2 separate regions of the Mus musculus genome follow, and region 1 is linked to region 2. The links are chromatin loops, found by intact Hi-C in ENCODE. Cell type or tissue: gastrocnemius. All regions are shown on one strand. Links, peaks and the distances in the headings refer to the core of each region. The heading gives the core; the rest is flanking DNA. Region 1 holds the start of Zbtb37 (zinc finger and BTB domain containing 37). Region 2 has its middle 36 kb from the start of Tex50.

The links. Hi-C counts contacts between places; a loop is a spot of excess contacts. Peaks named below come from ENCODE experiments on the same cell type or tissue, not always from the same donor. Only the 100,000 strongest peaks of a DNase experiment are listed, where the experiment ranks them.
Region 1: it touches region 2 in a loop (3-fold over the local background); 2 of 42 quality-filtered maps call a loop at or near these places.

What each region holds. Positions count from the first base shown.
Region 1 is chr1:161,030,120-161,040,162 of GRCm38, forward strand. Zbtb37 (zinc finger and BTB domain containing 37) reads right to left here and starts at 4,730. Exons shown (of 5, transcript NM_001356489.1): 1 at 4,659-4,730; 2 at 3,969-4,165; 3 at 1,686-2,642. The coding sequence starts at 2,614. It overlaps Gas5 (growth arrest specific 5), which reads left to right and starts at 4,482. Exons shown (of 11, transcript NR_166052.1): 1 at 4,482-4,600; 2 at 5,633-5,685; 3 at 5,864-5,895; 4 at 6,089-6,125; 5 at 6,430-6,460; 6 at 6,701-6,733; 7 at 7,169-7,196; 8 at 7,386-7,428; 9 at 7,876-7,918; 10 at 8,106-8,153; 11 at 8,338-8,420. Snord47 (small nucleolar RNA, C/D box 47) reads left to right here and starts at 7,973; the gene lies at 7,973-8,037. LOC115487643 (a small nucleolar RNA gene) reads left to right here and starts at 5,275; the gene lies at 5,275-5,354. It also overlaps LOC115487678, LOC115487638, LOC115487644, LOC115487677, LOC115487645 and LOC115487640, and 1 more gene. In gastrocnemius, for the core only: no CTCF peak of the experiment used is centred there; DNase peaks (open chromatin) are centred at 1,937, 4,863, 5,350, 5,668 and 1 more place; H3K4me3 peaks cover 4,386 bases; H3K27ac peaks cover 3,875 bases.
Region 2 is chr1:161,190,165-161,200,207 of GRCm38, forward strand. It overlaps the pseudogene Gm6185. Among named protein-coding and RNA genes, the nearest start is that of Tex50, 36 kb to the left of the region's middle. In gastrocnemius, for the core only: a CTCF peak has its summit at 5,538 (motif pointing left); DNase peaks (open chromatin) are centred at 5,551 and 6,131; H3K4me3 peaks cover 1,418 bases; H3K27ac peaks cover 835 bases.

The DNA.
Region 1 (10,043 bases), core at 1,370-9,369, 160 kb before region 2:
ACGGTAAGTTCATAGTTCATATAAATTAATGCTCTTTTTGTATTTAAGACATACATCCTAATACAGTTCTATTGCAGGAGAACAACAGCTACCCACACTGGGGATGAATATATTCTGTGCTGAAGAATATTTAGTCTATCAAGGTCACGTGGTGGAAAATATTCAAATGAACACCACCTAAATGGCTAAAAAAATCCTAAATGTCTACATTATCAGCTATAAACTAAAGAACCGAGTTAGTTGGCTTTAGTTACTCCCAAGTTCATTTTTTTAACTTATGTATGAGAGGCATGTGTGTAGAGGACAGATAACTTACTAGAGTCCATTCTTTCCTTCTACCATGTGCCAGCCAGGGGTGACCTCAGATGGTCAGGCTTGATTCTAAGTGCCTTTACCCATTTCAATCTATTTTAAGCAGGGAAAAGAATAAGCCAGCCTATCTTCTTAGTGCTCGGTAGCCTGAGGCAGGAAGAATGCTTAGCAGGGCGTGGTGGCGAACGCCTTTAATCCCAGCATTTGGGAGGCAGAGGCAGGCCGGATTTCTGAGTTCGAGGTCAGCCTGGTCTACAGAGTGAGTTCCAGGACAGCCAGGGCTATACAGAGAAACCCTGTCTCGAAAAACCAAAAAAAAAAAAAAAAGTTTTGAGGTTAGCCTAGGCCAAAAGTAAGCTATAGATCATCTTGAATTACCTGCCTCAAAAAACAAAACAAAGAAAACCAAAACAAACAAACAAAAAAACAAGAGCTGGGCGGTGGTGGCAAACTCATTTAATCCTAGCACTCAGGAGGCAGAAGCAATTAGATCTCTGAGTTGAGTTCCAGGCCAGGCCATACAAAGAAACTTTGCCTTGAAAAACAAAAACAACCCCCACAAACAACAACAAAGTACAAATATGGCAACCCATGCCAGTAATCCCAGTACTCAGGAGGCTGAGGCAGGAGGACTGCCCTGAGTTCTAGAACAGCCTGAGCTACAGAAATCGTTTCAACAAATAAATAAATAAATAAAAAAGAAAGAAAGAACTCAAAATATTACCAATCTAAACTAGTAACATTTTTCTTTCAATTGACTCGATGAAAGCCAGTGCTATTCCCACTAAAAGGAACCCTTCTAACAGACTCAGTATGTTAGGAAGAAACAGGCCTGGGGTAGTAGCTGCTTCAAAGGAAACATTACCAGGTGACACTTGGAAAACATTCAAAAGCTTTTCTCTAGAATTACTGTAGTGTAATTACTCTAATTTGAAAATTATTGATGGTACCAAATTGTCTCTGTCGGTAAGGGCAAAGAGAAATACACAGTGCTATAAGGCAAGTCAGACTCCGCAAGGTTACCTACCTGTGTGAGAAACAGCAATGTTACCAGACCCCTGACAATCAGCTCCCTGCCTAGTGCAGAGAGCCCTGGCAATTACTGATCCTAGAGTGGCTGCCGATGCTATTCTGATTCACTGAAGTGGCTAATTTTACCACAGTTTACCACAGTTTACCACAGTTCTCATAACATCGTCAATATTTCAGATCCAGGAGCCTCCTGTGCTGAAAATGCAAGTCTTCTGACATACTTCCAGTCTCCCAAAGTAAGCTGAATAAGAATATCAGGTAAAAAAAGATGCCCTCTGTAACACAGAAAGGTTATTTAATGATGTCTGTACAATAGCTTTAAAAGGAGAAACAAAACTTACCTGTCAACTTCACTGCTGGTTGGCCGAGCTACCTTGGCTCCTGAAGACCCTAAAGTATAACTTTCCTGTCCTATAGAACCATGGCCTGTGGTGTCAATCACCATGGCTGTGACTTCCTCTGCACTACTCCCATCTTCTCCAGAAGGCTGATTCTCTGGCCCAAGCCACTCTTCTAGATTTTCAGTTTTGATGTGCACTGCTCCAAGAACCCTAACTTCGTCACCACTCCGGGCCCCCTGGTCTGCTAGTCCTGTTTCCACATACCACTGTCCTGCTCTGTTGATTCGAAGAATGGGCTCCCGGCCTTCTGCATCAGAACTCTGTTCAATTATCTGAGGACTGGTGGGCTCCTCCGGGGGACTGAGCTCTCGGATATCCAGCACGGCACTGACCTGCCCTCTCCAGTTTCCCTTTGAGGCATTATGCCGTGGACTAAGTGAGCGGTTTAGATTTGGTGTAGCCCTATGAGACTCTGGAGGTCTCTCTTGATGCTTTGTCCTTGTTTGACTTAATTCTGCTTCAACCTCAGCCACATTAATTTTGAAGTGAATGCCCTCTAGGATCTGCGTACATTTGTCTATAATATGCTGCATCTGCAGAAAACTAGCAGCTGTTAGGTAGCTGATGATATCTGCTAGTTGCAGGCATATCCGCCCTGTGTAACAGAAAGAAAGAAGTTGCTCAAAAACAGTAGGGTTCTTGATGACAGAAATGGACACAGTACTCATTTCATTCAAGGACATGTGATCCCGGAAATAAGGGGAGCTGGCAGCCAGTACTACTTTGTGAGCCCGAAAAGCTTGTCCTTGCACATTGACCACAATATCACAGAGCCGGCCTTGCATTCGTAGCTGGTTGAGATGGCTCAGAACAGAGTTGCTGAAGTCGGGGATCTCCAATTGTATGTTCCCACTTTTCTCCATGGTCATGCCTGAAAGCACAGGCAGACATTCAACCCTGCTGAAAGAGCAAAGCACAGTCTTAGTACTAGTTTGACTCCCTTTGTGCTTTTTAGTTCAAACATCCCTACAAATGGAAAATCTTTCCATGAGTGCCAGCTACACATACGTAATTTTAGCGCTTGGAAAACCGAAGAGGCAGGAGAATCATGAGTATGGGCTAAATAAGTGAAATCTTGTCTCAGGGAGAAAAAAAGAATTCTTCATATAGAAAGAGAGATCTTCCTTATGTTTGGATGTAGAAACAGAATTGCCAGCAGGTGTTTTGTTAGTAATAAGGCTGGCCTCAAACTCCTGATCCTACCTCCTAAGTGCTAGGATTACTGTAAGCTGCCGAGCCTGGTACAAGGTATTTTAGATTTCACTGTAAAATGTAATTAACACACAAAAAAGTGACTGCTACACTGCGAAAAATTCAAGCTATGCCCATACTTTATTAGTAGACTATATAAAATAAAGACAGGAGTTCACTAAGAAGGGGCATCAAACACATACAGATTGGGTATAAAGTCTAATATCCTACATGAATGGTCGCTATTATCACTACTTTTCCCCATGAGACAGTGTCCCTCTATATAGCTCTGGATGCCCTATAACTTGCTCAGTAGACCAGACTAGCCTGGAACTTAGCGATCTACCTCCAGGAATGCTAGAATTAAGCCACCCACCAGATATTTGTTTTTGACAGGGTCTATGAAGCCCAGGCTATTCCTGGAACTCACTATGTAGACCATCTGGTTTCTAACTCAAAAAGAGCTGACTGCTTCTGCTGAGATTAAAGAATGCTCGTGTTAGAGGTGTTTGACTACCATGCCCGATTAGGCCCATATTTTTAAGCTTACCAGTTTGAGCTCCCACTTTTTGAATATGGGACTCTGAGGTGACTCTGAGAAACATTCCACAGCCCTGTCAGCATTCAATTCACATGCAGAGAATTTGTGGCCTAGTTGCCAGAGTTAGCAAAAACTAAGTAATACTTTTTCTCCCCAACAAACTTGAAACTTGGGTATTCCAAAGTGGTGATGCTACTTTGACTGGGAAAGTTGGTTTCCCACAGCTGCTGACAAAAATAAAGCCTGAAATTTCACACCACAAAGACTGCAATTGCATCAAATAGTCTTAATTAGTTGAGGGTAGTTCCAGTATACCACAAGGATTTAGGCTCACCGTGCATCCAATGTTTCTCTAAATTTATGAGACTACACAGCACACCAGGAAGTAGTCCGGACAAGCTCACTTTATCACCTCGCATTTACAATACACTTATTGAGTAAACAGGTAAGTGCAAACACGGCTTTCAAGACGCAACTTTAACCAATCTGACCTTTTTCCAAAGCGTTATTGTTTGTTTTGAAACTTTTAATCCATTAAGTGCCTCTGTCGATGCCATCACGAATTCAGATGTTTATTTTGGAGCCTACACCAGCGCCTTTTTTGTTTGCTCTTTCCAGCGATTCCCCAGTGAGGAGGAAGCCCCTGGAGTAAAGTCTTTCTCTAGCGTCGGCACTGAAGGGGCGAGAGCTGTAAAAGGGAGAATCGGGAACGCTGGGGTTGGCCAGTCGGGTACTGGGGAGGCCTCTATCAGTGTCAAGAAGCATGGGAAAAGGGGGACCTGGCTAAGCGAGGAGGTGGCACAGATGCCGGGAAGCTCGACAGGAGCAGAGCCCCGCGGCAAGGGAGTTGCGGGCGCACAGGTGAGGCGCGGGACCGGGAAGGGGGCGGCGCCCCGGGATCGGTCTAGGGCGGCGGAGGTTGCCGGGGCGGGGGTGTGTCTGGGTGTGGCCCCGGCGCGCGCGCGGGGTCCTGAGGGAGGGGCTCGCCAAGGGGGCGGGCCCGCGAGCTCGACAGCCCGGAGCCAAAGGGGCGGAAGGTCGCCGAGTGCTGGGAGGGGAGGTGGGGCAGCGACTGAGCGCCGCAGGAGCTGGCTGCAACCCAGACGCGGCCCGGGAGCGTCGGGTATGAGCTAACGGGGCGGGGGTGCGGGGAACGAGCCCAGTCAAGGAGCAGCACCTACCTCCGGGGGTGGAAATGGGCCGGAATGGGCCGGAACACCGTCCCGGAAGTGAAACCCCCCGCCCCCTCCTCCGGAGCGAGCGACGTGCCGGAAGGAAATCAGTCACCCTCACCCCGCCCCACCCCCAGCGCTTTCCTTGCAGGAGCCCCCTCCCCTCAGCCTGTACTCCTCAGGGAGGCGGAGGGCGGGCCTATCGTGCCCGCGGCAACTCCGCCCTCCGGGCTCTCGGGGGCGTGGCCAGAGGGAAAGTTTTGTGGGCCTGAAGAAGGTGGGGCTTGAGGAGGAGTCTGAGGGCGTGTGAGGGGCGGGGTTTAAGTGGACGCAGCAAGCAGCTTTGCGTCTTGACGTCACGAAGACCTTATATACTCGACTCAGCCGCCATCTCAGCCTTTCGGAGCTGTGCGGCATTCTGAGCAGGTATGCAATTTCCTGAGTATGTTATGGCTTCGGGCCTTGGAGGCTGAAGCACTGGAAGCTGGTGGGATTCCCGGCGCAGCCGGTGAGCTTAGTTCAGGGCACAAGCTGGAAACTTTAGGAGGTTGGTTCTGCGTGTATTTGTGACATAAAATAGCATTGGGTTTTGGTCTGGACACCAGACAAAGACGACTCAGCATGCGTGTTCATGCTATGATGAAGGCTATGTTGGTAGGGACAACTGAGCTTGTTGATGAATACCAACGATTCTGATGGCAGAGCATGCTGAGTCACCTCGTGCACGGTTCAACGGGGGTGGAATGCGAAGCCACGCGGTGTTTCTTTCGCGATCACCATGGGATGAAGGCTTTTGCTAGAGATTGCCAGCAGGCCTTAGTCACTAACAAAGAGGACGATTGCTCTTGGGAAGTACCTGGATTAGAGACTTATATGTAACTGCTGGATATGTGCAACTCAACAGTGCCTATGTGGACGGAGTTCTTTGTAAGACAGGTCCATTTTGTGGAAGTAGAACTACTAAAGATTAACATTTTTCTTAGGAATGGCAGTGTGGACCTCTGTGATGGGACATCTTGTGGGATCTCACAGCCAGGTAACTCAGTGGGGGAGGGGCATGACTAGAACATAATGACCACAAAGCCCATGATGGTATGAGAGTAGTGGACAGAAGGGATTTCTGAAAAACACTTTTCTGAGGCTTTAATTCAGCTACTGGAAAGGGTTTAGTTCCGTGAAGAAGGGGACTGACTGTTCACATCTCTTATTTCCAGTTCTGTGGCAAAGGAGGATGAAGGCTTACGAGGTGAGTACTGAATAGTAATGAGAAGTTAGGTTGAAAGGACAGTGCCACAATGATGACATCATATTTGCTACTCTTGACAGCTGGGGTGACGATAGCTTTAAACCACCATGATTATAACTGAGGCACACAAAATAATGATTTGGGGGCTACTTACAGAGTAAGCAGTTTTTACATAAAGATTCCCCCCCCCCAGGACTCGTCAGGAAGCTGGATAACAGAGCGAGCGCAATGTAAGCAATTTTGTGTGTGCATGTGGTCCCATTACAAGGAATACCCAATGGCAAATGAGCACTAAAGATCCCTCAACCCACACATTGAATGTATTGTTCCCTGAGAGCAATTGTAGATAGAGGAGTGGGTGGGAAGTCTGAAGTCAGGGCATTGTTTCTGCGTATCTGAGGAGGCTGGTTTTTGATATGTGGGAGCTAGTGGTCGTTAACGCATTTACCCCCTATTTGGTGGACTCTGGTTCCCCCATCTTAAGTGCTGAGTCAGGGGCCTAACCGGGCAGCTTTAACTATTTGTTTGTTGTAGGTGCTAGAATAGAAGACCAGAAAATGAAATGGTAAGTCAAACTAAAGGAATTGTAGATGCTAAACAGGCTTGGCTTTGTTGCACTCTGCCAAATACTGGCCACGTGTTCCATCCTGGTCATAGCTGAACACAGCCTGCATGATGACGAACAAATACTGACTACCTGAAGATCTTATTAGCTCTATCTGATGGTGGGCTTCCTTGACATTTATTGTGGGGCAAACTCAAATCTGTTGACTGCATTGAAAAGCTCTTTAATGTTTTTTTCTAGGTGGAGTTTGAGGCTGGATAGACAGTTTGAAAGGTAAGTATTGAAAAACACTTGAATTTGGGTCAGTACAAAGGGACATGCAGAGACTTTGAATCATCAAAACTCCAGCATGCATTGTCTTACGGATGTTTAGATAGGTGTGTTTTGGACAACACTCTGGGTTCTTGTAATGATGTTGATCAAATGTCTGAGCTGAAAATAACTTGTAGACAATTTTTAACACTGAAGAACCTTGTGGCAGGCAACTAAGAATAGTCGAATGATGTTTAGCATATTTGTAAGAGGTATTTTCTTTTAATTCTAGTTAACTGGTTGCATGCTTGTTCATTTGGCTGGCTTGCTTGGGTAAGAAGCCATTGGGGGCCTTGAATTCCCTCCAGTCATTTGCAGTATTTACTGCATAACATTTAGCTTTTGAACATGCATGTGCTACCATCAGTACTAAATGGTGCCTTAAATTTTTTTCAGGTACAAATAATGGTTTGAATAAAGAAAGGTAAGCATTGTAAGTTTGGTATTTACTATATGAATTAAGGTACTGTTAGTGATGATCAATAAAGTTAAACAGATGGGAATCTCTCTGAATAAGATTGAAGATTGATTGTTAAGCTGAAACAGTATTTAAGGACATCAGTAAATATACTTTACAAATACATATTTCTAAACGGAGTGTAATTTCTTACAGGTATTAATGGGTCACCTCAAGTGAAGGCACTGCAAACACAATGGTAAGTCTTTGAAATGTGCATGTATTAGTTACTTTCAACCCCTTCCAAACAAGCCGATACCATGATGATAACATAGTTCAGCAGACTTAACTCTGATGAACAATCATGTCTTTCGCTCCTATCTGATGTATCTGGCTGTAATGTTTTAAAGAGTTTTCCTTGAATAGTATTAGGAAATACAAGATAAGAGTCCCAAGTGATGAGGCCAAAGCCTGATGCTAAGGTGGCATGTGCTGTGCCACTGACTTAACCCAGTAGGACAATTTTATTGTGAAAAATACATAAGTTCCCTAGGGTATGACGATTGAAACTATAAATCTCAGGCCTCTTGGCAAGAGAATTGATGTGAGCCCATGGAGACTAGTGAAGACAACTGAACACTGAGAGAATAGTGTGAAATAAAATGAAGATAAGTAACTGCACTAATTATTTTTAATTTTCAAACAGATTGGTCATTCTGAATTTCCGGTCCTTCATTCTGAATTTCAAAGTAAGTCTGTCACTTGTTTTTGTACAGATTGTAATATAGCTTGTAACCAGTGATGTGATGATTCTGCCAAATGATACAAAGTGATATCACCTTTAAACCGTTCCATTTTATTTCTGAGGTTACTATACTAACATGTAAAATTTAACTACTCTAAGCCAGAGAAGTAAGTCAGTCTTTGTTTTCTTAGGGCTCCTGTGACAAGTGGACATGCAGTGACTGCACCTTTGTTTCTGAGGTGAGAACTGCAAATGCTTAACCGGGAACCTACTCCAGAATACATGATGATCTCACACAACTTGAACTCTCTCACTGATTACTTGATGATAGTAAAAGATCTGATGTTCTGTGTTTTAACAGTTACCATTTAAGTTAAAATTGTAGAAAAGTGTTTAACAGCTACCTTCTGTTGGTTGTTGCAGGTGCCTGGATGGAGGCTCAAATAGAAGATGGTGTCAGATATATTGTGTTAAAATTTTACCATTAAAGTGTATTATAACATGAACTGTGAAGTGTGCATTTTGTTCTGATGAGCACATTGTGGGGAGTTCACATTAGACATTTTTAAATCTATTAGCTGCCCAGTGACTGGATGGTATTGGTGTCAGTATAGTTTGTCTTTTTGTGCTTATAAGCACAAGCCATTATTTTTTTTTAAGATTTTTTTATTTATTATATGTAAGTACACTGTAGCTGTCTTCAGACACTCCAGAAGAGGGCATCAGATCTTGTTACAAATGGTTGTGAGCCACCATGTGGTTGCTGGGATTTGAACTCTGGACCTTCGGAAGAGCAGTTAGTACATCTCTCCAGCCCTAGAACACTTTTCTTATATCTTATAAAACTAAATATTTCATGGAGTATGCAAAGGGGAGTACAGTCACAAATCAGTTTGCCTGGAAATAGTTTTTTTTTCTCTTTCCTTTCTCAACACAATCTAAGATGAACCAAAAGAGAAGTGTGCTCTTACACACTGAGCCATCTCACCAGCCTCAAGCCATTATTCTGTTTGACATTTTAAATTAATAGGAACAGCGTTAACCAGAACTGGACTGACTGGTGGAGGTGGTATTTTCACTTTTGGCAGGTGACAGTGTCTGCTGAGTCTTACATCCTGAATGTCTAATCAGTTATGCAGTCTGAGTGGGTATACCAGCCCTTTAAAGGTCTGGAGATGGCCTGTAGGGGCACAGGTGTGAGGGAAAATTTGAAGTATAAACCTGGAAGGTAAAAGCCTAGACCTTGCAGTCCTGTTAAAGTGTTGTCCCCATGCCTAGGACTTTTGCAGTTATATATACCACCAGGCCTAACTCAGCATTCCTAAATTAGGAGGAACACTGAGGCTAATTGGCTCTTAGGTTTGATACTGTTCACTCTGGTCTGTTGGGCTCAGTTCTTGAGACCACGGAAACTACAATCCTTAATCTAACAAGTACAGTTTGGGATTCGTGCTGGGTGTGGTGGCCCCAAAGGAAAAGTTGAGGCTATTTTGTTTAGTCCTTTGGCTGTAGATAGTATAGGTAACTGGTCAGGGGTCCTTAGAACACTGGTTCCAGGCAAAATGTGTAGGTATTTGGAGCTGTACCTCTACAAGCTTTAGTCCCTGGGAATGGGGGCAGTGTTTCAATGCTCAACAGTTACCCTGGAACACATAGCTAAACATCTCATTTGGTGATTTATATTCTACACATAGTCTTACTGAAATGGATTTAAATTCCATCACATTCTTGGGTTGTGAGGATTTAAATTTTTCACATGCTAGTCACATACCTTTACTGTTAGTGGTCCATTTGTATGGTAATGCATGTGAAGAGGTCAGGATGACCTACACAAGTCTTCCTTTCACAATGTGGAATCCAGCTATCCAGTCATCTTGCCTGGCTGGTCTCTTGGAGGCAGGTTGCCTTGATGGGATTTCCATGTAGATCAGGCTGGTCTCAAACTTGGATCTGCCTAGGATCAAAGGTCTGTGCTTACTAGGACCAGCTGGGAGTTACTGGTCTGTTTTAAGACACCCATGGTTCCTTCTTCCAGAACACAAGGTCAGGGTTTCATTCACTGGATCTCTACAGTCACGCCCTTAGCTCAGATCTACCAGCCTCTGATCAAGTAGGGAGTCATCTGCCTC
Region 2 (10,043 bases), core at 794-8,793:
CCAAACTCATCCTATGAGGCTACAGTCACCCTGATATCTAAACTACACAAAAAAAAGTCAACAAAGAAAGAGAATTTCAGACCAGTTTCCCTTATGAATATTGATGCAAAAATACTCAGCGAAACACTCACAAACCCCACCCAAGAACCCATCAAAGATCATCCACGATGGTCAAGAAGGCTTCATCCCAGGGATGCAGGGGTGGTTCAATATGTGAAAATCTACCAATGTAATCCACCACATAAACAAACTGAAAGGAAAAGGAAAATTGAGCAAGCCAGCGGCCCAGGCAGTAAGAGCCTGCCTCCACGGGCTGTGCCTCAGGTCCTGCTTGAGTTCTTGACCTGACTTCCCTCCATGATGGATTGTGATGCTGGAATGTGAGCCAGAGGAACCTCTTCTCTCCAAACTGCTTGTGACGGCAATAGAAATCAGACCTGGACAGTAGCTTTAAATCAGGGCGTTTGCACATGGCAAACCCTGCAAATTAGACTTTTTCTTTTTCTGTTTTTTTAAAAAAGAGGATCTAGAAACCTAGCCGTAACATATGCCAGACAAGAGCTCTATTGCTTAGCTACATCTCCAGCCCAGATGAGGTCCTTGTTCGTTTTGGAGAGCTGGAGTACTGACATACCATTGGACATGGGGAATACAAGGGGCTCAACTCAAACTTGGAGAAATGCAAACCACAGGGTTAGTGGAGAAACGATTTCTATGCAAAGAAATGGCCAAAGCACTTGAAGACACAACAGTGGGAACTATCCAAAAGTAATGAGAGAAAGAGACTGGGAAAAACCAAACTTTAATAAACTGTGGGACAAACACAGGGGACCCAATACATGAGTCCCTAAAGGTGGTAGACAGAGCAAAGGCGATATACATTTGAATAAATATAAAATTCTAAATTTTGTAAAAACCCCAAGGTTCAAATATCTCAAAAAATTCCCAAGCCCAAGAAAAACAGAGCTATACCACAACAAATCAAAATAGAATCCTTTAAAATAAACTATCCAGTAAAAACAAACAGACAAACAAACCTCAATAGCACCCAGAGGAAATGATACAGATATTTACTATATAATGTGAGTACAATGATTAGAGAAAACTCTTTAGAAACATAAAGATGCCACCCAGAAGGCAGCACAACAACATTTTTTTTTAGTGCATTAGAAGAAAAAAACAACAAAAACCCAAACCTGTTAGGTTAGACTTGTACCTCAGAGTATTTTGAAGTGAAGATGAAATACAGGTTTTCTCAAATACTTGGAAGTTGAATGGCTTTCTCATTTGCCGACATACACCATATAAAATGCTAAAAGAACCCGCCAGGCAGAAAGACTGTGTCAGGTGGAAGTTTAGATGTGGAATTTGATCTACCAAAGCCTCTGCCAACCGCTAACCTATTTTTGATGTCCGTGTCTGTGGGTTTGTCTGCTCTGGACAACACGTAAGTCAAACCATACAATGCAACAGTCATTCTTTATCCATAGTTAGATCCAAGTACCTCAGCACGTGTCTGAAACTACACATAATATGGAGTCCTAGACATCCTGCTTTGCCTCATAGCTCCACATCTATGATAAAACTTAATTCATAACGTAGCCTCATTAAGAAGATAAAAACAGTGTCTAATGACAAACAAGAAAAGTATAGCAATATGTTCTAATTAGTTACTTAAATCTTATGAGTTATTTATTTCTGCAGTCTTTCATTTTCTACATTGGGATCGCAGTTGGCCTCAGAGGACCAAACTGATGGAGAGTGGGGTCACAGTTACCACAGGACAGTGTGCGTGGCTTTTGTGACTGGCTTCTTCCACTTATAAGGTTCTCAAGGTCCTTCGTGCAATAATTAGAGCAGCATTTAGTTCCTTTCTGGGAGCGGGGGAATAGTGTCCTGCTAGACTAGGGGAGCAACCTCCTGCATACATGTATTCATTAGCTGACAAGCACTGACTTGTGAATAACTCTGAACATTCATGAACAAACATCCACGGAATATACTCCCTGGGTTATAGTTTACATCTCTCTCTCTCTCTCTCTCTCTCTCTCTCTCTCTCTCTCTCTCTCTCTCTCTCTCTCTCTCCCTCCCTCCCTCCCTCCCTCTCTCTCTCTCTGTCTCTCTCTCTGTGTCTGTCTTTTTCTATCTTGAGATAGGGTTTCTCTATGTAGTTCTGAGTATTCTGGAACTCACTATGTAGACCAGGCTGGCCTCACATTCACAGTGATCCTCCTGCCTCTGCTTCCCAGTTCTGGGATTAAAGGCATGCATCCCAGTGTCTGGCTATTTTGCACTTTTCTAAAATGAGCTTCTTCTGGACTCTGATGTTTCTTCAAGCTAAATGCGGTGTCTTAAGCTTTGTCTCATTCAGAAGCTTTAAAGTGTTTATGGCAGGGTGGATAGTTGGCTCAGCAGGTAAAGCATTTGTGTAATGTCAATAGTTCTGATCTTCCAGCACCCACTTCAAAGCCAGGTAGACTTGGTGGGTTACCTACAATCCTAGTGTGGTGGAGGCAGAGACAAAGACTCCCTGGAGCCAGCTGACAAGCCAGCCTAGCCCAAACAGTGATGCTTTGGGATCAGTGAGAGACCTAAGTGATGGGGAGAGTGACTGAGGAAGGTAGTTAATATCAACCTCATGCCTCACATGTGTGACTGCGTAAAGGCAACCAGACACGGTTATATGCAAACATAAGGTAAAAGGAAAGGAACAAACATTTGAGGCAGTGGGTATCAAAAGGTTGGCTTTAGTTGTCAACTCGTCACAACCTAAGGTCACCCGAGAAAAGAGTCTCTATGATTGCCTACATAAATGAATTGATAGAGCAAAACTCAGCTAGATCGTGCTGACCCACTATAATAGTTGCCACTGTGGGCAGCACTATTCCCTAGGCAGGGAATCTTGGCCTGTGTAAGTTTAGAGAGAGGGCTGAGTACAAGTAAGTCTGAACTCATGGATTTCTCTCTGCCTTTGATAATGTATGTGAAGTGACTAGCTGTTCTAAATGCCTTGTGTCTCAGCATCCCTGCTAGGATGGACTATAATCCGGAACTGTGAACCAAAGAAAACCCTTTTTCTGATAATTTGCTTTTATCATATAAGTTTTTGTTTTTGTTTTGATTTTTATTTTTGTTTTTTTCATAGCAGCAGAAGTGAAACCAGGACAGGGCAGTACCAGGGTGCTCCTGTTATATCCTTTGCCACTGAAAAGTCAGAAGGCAGAATAGGAAACTTAAAAAGTGTTAGCTGGAATTGTCTCAGACCCATGCCCGTTACAATGGTCTTCTTTTTCTGTTTTTTTCCCCCGTCATGTTCTATCTCTTCTCTGCTTTCTACGTGAGAGCATCATTTCCACGCTCCACATTAAATGACACCCTGTTTTTCCTTTCCCAGGTATTTCTAAGATGTACACGGATATCATCAGAGGGGAGTCGCTGATCATTTGTAGTTTCACATGCATTTTCTTTGGAATTTTTCGAGGTCACTCAACTGACACGTCCATGTTCAGAGGTAAGATGGTTGATGTTCTGTCTGTATACTTCCTAAGATTACTATTGAAACGAAAGTGCATTTGTCTCTGCATCTTTCTCTATACATTGCTCTCTGATCAATTAAAATGAGAAGTGAGGTAAACAAGAAAATATAACCATATTTGCATTTTAGTGATTGCTAAAATGCAAAGTGTGTGTTGGATTGATCTGTAATAGGCAAACTGGGGTATATGGGAGGGATGGAAAGAGGAAAGGGAAGGAGGAAATGATATAATTTTACAATCTAAAAAAAAAAAAAAGAAAAGAAGGAAAAGAAATAATTAAAAAGACCCATCTCTTGTCCCTCAGCATGCATACACACATAGACCAATTGCATCATCCGGCCCAGGTTATCCCTCTAGCTGGGATCAGCATGTATCTCAGTTGGTGGATGCTAAGAGTTGTGCGTGGTCTTAGATCTGAGGGTGAAGGCAAACAACTAATGCATATTGGTAAAACAATCCTAGGGGGACAACAGCCAGATTTGTGTGGCTAATGGTGCCTGGGATGCGGAATACATTCCCCTGACAGGTTTCTAGATGTCTCGTTAGTAGCTAGAGAAGAATGGCAGGAATCAGCACAGCGTGAAGGGGAGACATGAGCCCTGGGGACACATTTGTGGTAGCTGCAAGAGGGGGTGGGGAGGACCAAAAGCATAAGGAAGTGTTGGTGGAAATCAGGTAGATAATTTTAAAATGGCTTATTAGCACGCATTAACCATGTAACGGGCTTAGTTATGCTTTCATGATGTGTTTCAATCGTATCCACTCCTGTTAGTCTCTCCTGTCTCTTTCCCCACACTCCTTGTTCCTCTCTGCAGCCAGCCCTCCTGTCTAATGTCTTTCTGTGTGTGACCTAAGGAGTTTCATTGGGATTGTTTACCAGCGTGTAAGTGGGGGCTCACTTACATCCCTGGGGAAGTCTACATTAAGTAGATTTATCAGACTCTCACAGGGCACTCTGCCTGAGGAAGAACAGGCCCCCTGTTTACAAACCAGAGTGCAGTCAGTAAAAAAACAAAACAACACAGACAAACAAGCCAAAACCCAGATGGTTAACTCACGTTTTTCTTTCTCCCCTTTCTCTCCTTTCTTTTATGTTTAGAGTTACACATAATCATCGGACTCAGCTTTGATGTTTTTGGAAGCACCATATGTGGCTATTGGTGTACGAGAGTCATCCAGATTATATTGACCGACCTCTTTAGCAACACACTGACGAACGTTGTTCTCTGTTTCTCACTGGTGTACATGACGTTTTACCTTGGTAAGGCAAACAAACACAAGAACTGCCATCCTACTAGAGAGCCTGGGAGTCCTGGTTTGCCCTGCTCCTTTCCCCTGCTTCATGTCTTCCTCCTGTCTGTTACCACCCCCCACCCACCCACTTGTGTTTTGTCACATCACCTCTCTGTCAGATCTAGTTCTCTCCTGGCCTCTCATTGTAACCTCATGTCTTTGCGCTCCTATGTCTGGGTACTCTTAGCCCTTTGAGCTCTATTCTCTAACCCTACAGTAAGTCCATGGCAGTGCCCTAGAAGCGGAATCGTCATGGAGTTGTTTCTGTCTGGACTCTTGAGCTGCTCACCCCATAAAATGGGAAAAGTTGGCGGAGAAGTTCCCGAGGGCTTTCCAAGCTCGTCATCCTTCACTCACTAGACTAAAAGGTCCTTTCAAATAGCGATCTTTTCTTGAATCTAGAAGGTGGGAAACGAGAGTGGGGAGATCAAGAGTGCTTGTGTCAGGAAGAGAAGCTGGGGCATCGGGTAAGTTGCAGGAGTAACTGTACCCAGCCCCAGTGGGCCTTCCGTTAGTTCAGTTTTGTAAAATTGGGACTTGAGGTGTTTCAGCTCCCAGGAACCATATTAACTATGACCAAACTGCTTTTGCTCCCCTCATACACTGGAGCAACTTTAACCAATGAAGATCTCAGCCGTCTCTTACACCTCTAGCTAAGGAAAGGCAGTTTTCTTTTTCCTGTAGATATATCGCCACCTAGTGGTTGCTTACTGCCCTGAGCCAGTCAAACTAGCGAAAACATTCACGGAATGCTCGTTTCCTTCAGCTTTATTTCTTTGCTCCTTTGTGAAAGTTTTGTGGATGCCTTACTTCAGTTTTTCCACCTCCCTACCAGACTGTGAGCCTCTTGAATATGAGTGGCGCTCATAGTCAGCTCTTCACTCGATTAGTTTTTCCTCCTTTCAGCCAAGCTTAGAGTTGGTCAAATGCCCGACAGTAATTTAATACGTGCTGATCGAATGAACCAACATTCCTTCTCAATGTGTTTTTGAGTAGACAGAATCCAGATATACTCCGTCAATCAGCAACGTTGGGAAATACTTAGCCTCTTTAAGCTTGTCTCTTCTATACAATCGGTCTAACAATACTCCATTTGTGTAAGGCACTGCATGCATTAATGAAGCTTGCTATGCTTGTGAGCTGCGGCTACCCTAGGGACTGGCAAGAGCTCCTTGTGTACACAGCTCCTCCCACCTCCTTCTGAGTGACAGTTGTTCCTGGAGGGGGGCGGGGCGTGTCTCTCTCCCCAATCCCAGACACTTGTTTTTGAGCCTTTGCCAGCTCCCTACTGTGTTCAAGACAGGGTGGCTCATAAATGCTGGTTCATTTCTTCTTCCTAATAGGAATGGAGGTGTTTGCAGCCAATATTTGGTGTCCCCTTAGACAGATTAAATGGATGATAGCCAAGGGCAGAGTGCCAGGACCGGGTCGCAGAAGGCGTTTCAGCCTCCCTTTCACGTTAGAGGATTCCCAGCCCAGACACACACGTTTTCGAGTTGGGATGGGACTCTCACATAATTAACAATACAAGTTCCTTATTTTCATTTATCAATATAACCAAAAATGTTCCGTCACTTTGGCTCAAGTCATTGAAACACAGACATGGGGCTGGCGAGATGGCTCAGTGGTTAAGAGCACCGACTGCTCTTCTGAAGGTCCCGAGTTCAAATCCCAACAACCACATGGTGGCTCACAACCATCCGTAATGAAATCTGATGCCCTCTTCTGGAGTATCTGAAGACAGCTACAGTGTACTTACATATAATAAATAAATAAATAAATCTTAAAAAAAAAAAGAAATGGAAATTGGTAGTCAGTAACTTTATAAAAAATCAATTTCTTGAATGTGTTCAGAAATATATTTGAAGTCATGCTAAGAACTGATGCAGTTAATTACAAGAATAAGCTTTATTTAAAAAAAAGAAACACAAACATTTGATAAAAATGTGTTTAAAACTCAGCAAGAATATATATGATAATAAATAAATCAAGATCATATACATATGTGTATATATATATATATATATATATATGTATATCAGACAAAAATAAGAACTAGCATGTACTCAAAGAAACTGGAAATAAGAGTTTGACAGTTGTCCCCTATCAAAACATTTGCAGAACTGTTAGCTTTACTCAACTTGATTGTTGAAGTTAAATTCGTTAGGAAAGTGCATATATATATATATATATATATATATATGTATGTATATGTATATGTATGTATATATATATCCAAAGTGAAGTTAAGTGAATAGATAAATGAAAAGAATTTTGATAAGTGGTAGACCAGTGGATTAAAATCAGTACTGTAGTAGTCACAACAGTGGTTAATACTGGAATCACAAGAGTGGCCATCCATTGCCATGCACATATGCCAAGGAACATATCATCTAAGTTAATGCTTGCAATAAGGATGTGAGGTGCTATTCACCCCACTTAACACCTGCTTTGCAGACGTGGGGACATTAATGGAGAAAGGGGAGGTCACATCCCATAAGCATCGTGCTGTGCCCTGTTTGAAAGCTCTTCCACTGCTTGCTTGGATGTTCTTTCTCTTCCTTTCTGTCTACTGTCACCCTGGGCTCCTTGGAGACTCTGTAGCCCGGCACCTTTAGTATTTTTGTGTTCTAACATTCTCCCTAGACTATGTTTCAACATTTAGAGCCCAGTGAATTGCCAATTTAGTCGGGGAGAGAAGGGCAAATGCTCCAGGAAGCAGCAACGCCTGGCCCATGCAGCACAAAGTCCCAAGGTGCTGAGCGGAGATTACGTCATTTCTTTTCCCACTCGCCCTAGCCTCAGTGATGATGCAGGATTGGCAAACTGGGTCAAATCTGCTCTGAGCTAAAAAAAGCTTTATGAAAAGAGCAGAATCAAAGAATAATATCTCATGGAGATGAAGATTATTTGAAGTCTAAAGTCTGTAGTATTTTATTGGCTAGCCAACCGTCTGCATGTTACCTCCGGCTTCTTGCAGCATCATAGCTGAGGAAGGTCCCATGGCTCACAAAGGCTGGGTGTTTATTCTATTGCCCATCTCCGAAGAAGCACTGCTATTCCCTGAGCTACAGCATTAGCCAATCCCTTGAAGCAACTTTCTAAATAAGAAACGCTGCTTTCACCTTTCCTACTGATTTTTTCCTCAGGGCGAATCAGTGTATAGATTTAATCACATTTAAATTTATTTCACTTTCTTCTCTCCCCAGTGGAATATTTCGGAATGTCAGGCATTGTTGCTTTGGTCACGGTAGGCCTGAATTTGGATTCTTTAAGCTTTAAACCGAGGATGGAGTTCATCATTACTAAGTGAGTTTCCTGATATGCATTCAGTATAGATTTCAGAGAATTTTAGTACTTGGCTGGTCTTGTCTTTGATGAGGCTAATAAAATTCTATTTATTTACATATTTCTATCTTTAACGTTTCAATGTGCCATCAGTGATCAGCATTATTGATGTTGTCATTATGAAGAAAGTGGTTTAGAGACAATAGTGCCTTCTCTACGTCACTCCGATAGACTTATTCTATGAATTGTTGGGTTTTTTTTTCCCCTTCACATCCACACTTGTGTGACACCATCGTAATGTGTGAAGGAAGGAGGTCAGAGCGAGATGCATCACCAGCAAAACTCTTACCTACCCTTCCCACCTGGTGTTGGGGGTAGGGGTAGGTGTGGGTGTAGGTGTTGGAGTGGGGTTGGGGTAGGGGTAGGTGTGGGTGTGGGGTTGGGGGTTAGGGTGGGTGTGGGTGTTGGAGTTGGGGTGGGGGTAGGTGTGGGTGTTGGAGTGGGATTGGATGTGGGTGTGGGTGTTGGAGTGGGGTTGGGGGTTGAGGTGAGGGTGGGGGGTGGATCAGTGTCTTCTCAGACCAATGGATTAGGCCTCCTCTCAGAAACCATGCAAAATCACAGACACTAAGTCGAAATCTGCCAAAGAAATTCTCATCTCAAATGAAAGCAGATGTGGACAATAAGCCTTCACTCTGACTTTTCCCATGGAAAGTTGTTCAGTGTAAAGGCCGTTCTGAAATAATTGTTTTAAGTGTTTAACTTATCCTGTAAAGAATAAATACCTGTGATGGAGGATGGCACCTTTTTTTTTTTTTTTTTTTTTTTTTTTTTTTTTTTGGTTTTGCAAGATGAAACAAACTTGGCACCAATAACTTTTGCTCCTTTGTTCCTTTGATGTGTTTGTGAATGAAGCTCGGGACTAACTGGTTCATAAGGCTTACAGATTAGTGTAGCGACTGCACTTGGTTGTTGGTAGCGCTGCCTTTCAGTAATTACTCATTACTTACTGTAATTAGTCATTCCACTTGTTTGGTCTTTTTTTAAAGATCTATTTGTTTATTTAATGTGTATGAGTACACTATAGCTGTCTTCACACACACCAGAAGAGGGCATCAGATCCCATTACAGATGGTTGTGAGCCACCATGTGGTTGCTGGGAATCGAACTCAGGACCTCCGGAAGAACAGTCAGTGCTCTTGACCGCTGAGCCCTCCAGCCCTTGTTTGCTTTTTCACTTATGCCACTATCTTTTCCTGCCTGCTATGTCCTGACTGTTGAATTTGAAGCTGGTGGCAATTCGAATAAGATATTTCCAAGCCAAAACCAAAACCAAAACCAAAACCCAATAACAACATAACCCAAAAGCATGCTATTGTTAAATGGTATACCTGCTTATATTACAAATAAACAAACAAACAAACAAACAACTTAATAGGCATTCTAAACTTATGTATTTTTGGATCCTACTATTTGCAAAGGGATTGTTGGACCCTATGGAGATATTTTAAAAATCCTTCAATTCCTCAGTTATTCTATGACAGCTGAGAGGTAAGAGTTGGGACCTCAGGGCCTCCACTCCTATCTTTCTTCATAGGAGCTCTGAGTGGCTTGAATCCGGAAATAGAAATAACTTGGAGAGTCACACCATGTGCTGATTATATCAGATAATGCTTTATCACAGCTAGAACAGGGCTTCGTAATGCTCCTTCCCTAGTGTAGATCTTGAGAGCCATTTTTGAGGAGACAGGCTTTGGGGCTGAACAGCTTACTTCACCAGTTTAAAGGGGAAGTCCTAAGCAAGGGAATCGAGAGGAGGCGGGGCTTGAGATCTGTCTGTTGATGAAGGATCTAGCTCCTCCTACTCAAGCCAGCATGGAGAGCATCATAGATTTTTCCCAGAAGCAATCCAAGAAAAATCGATTG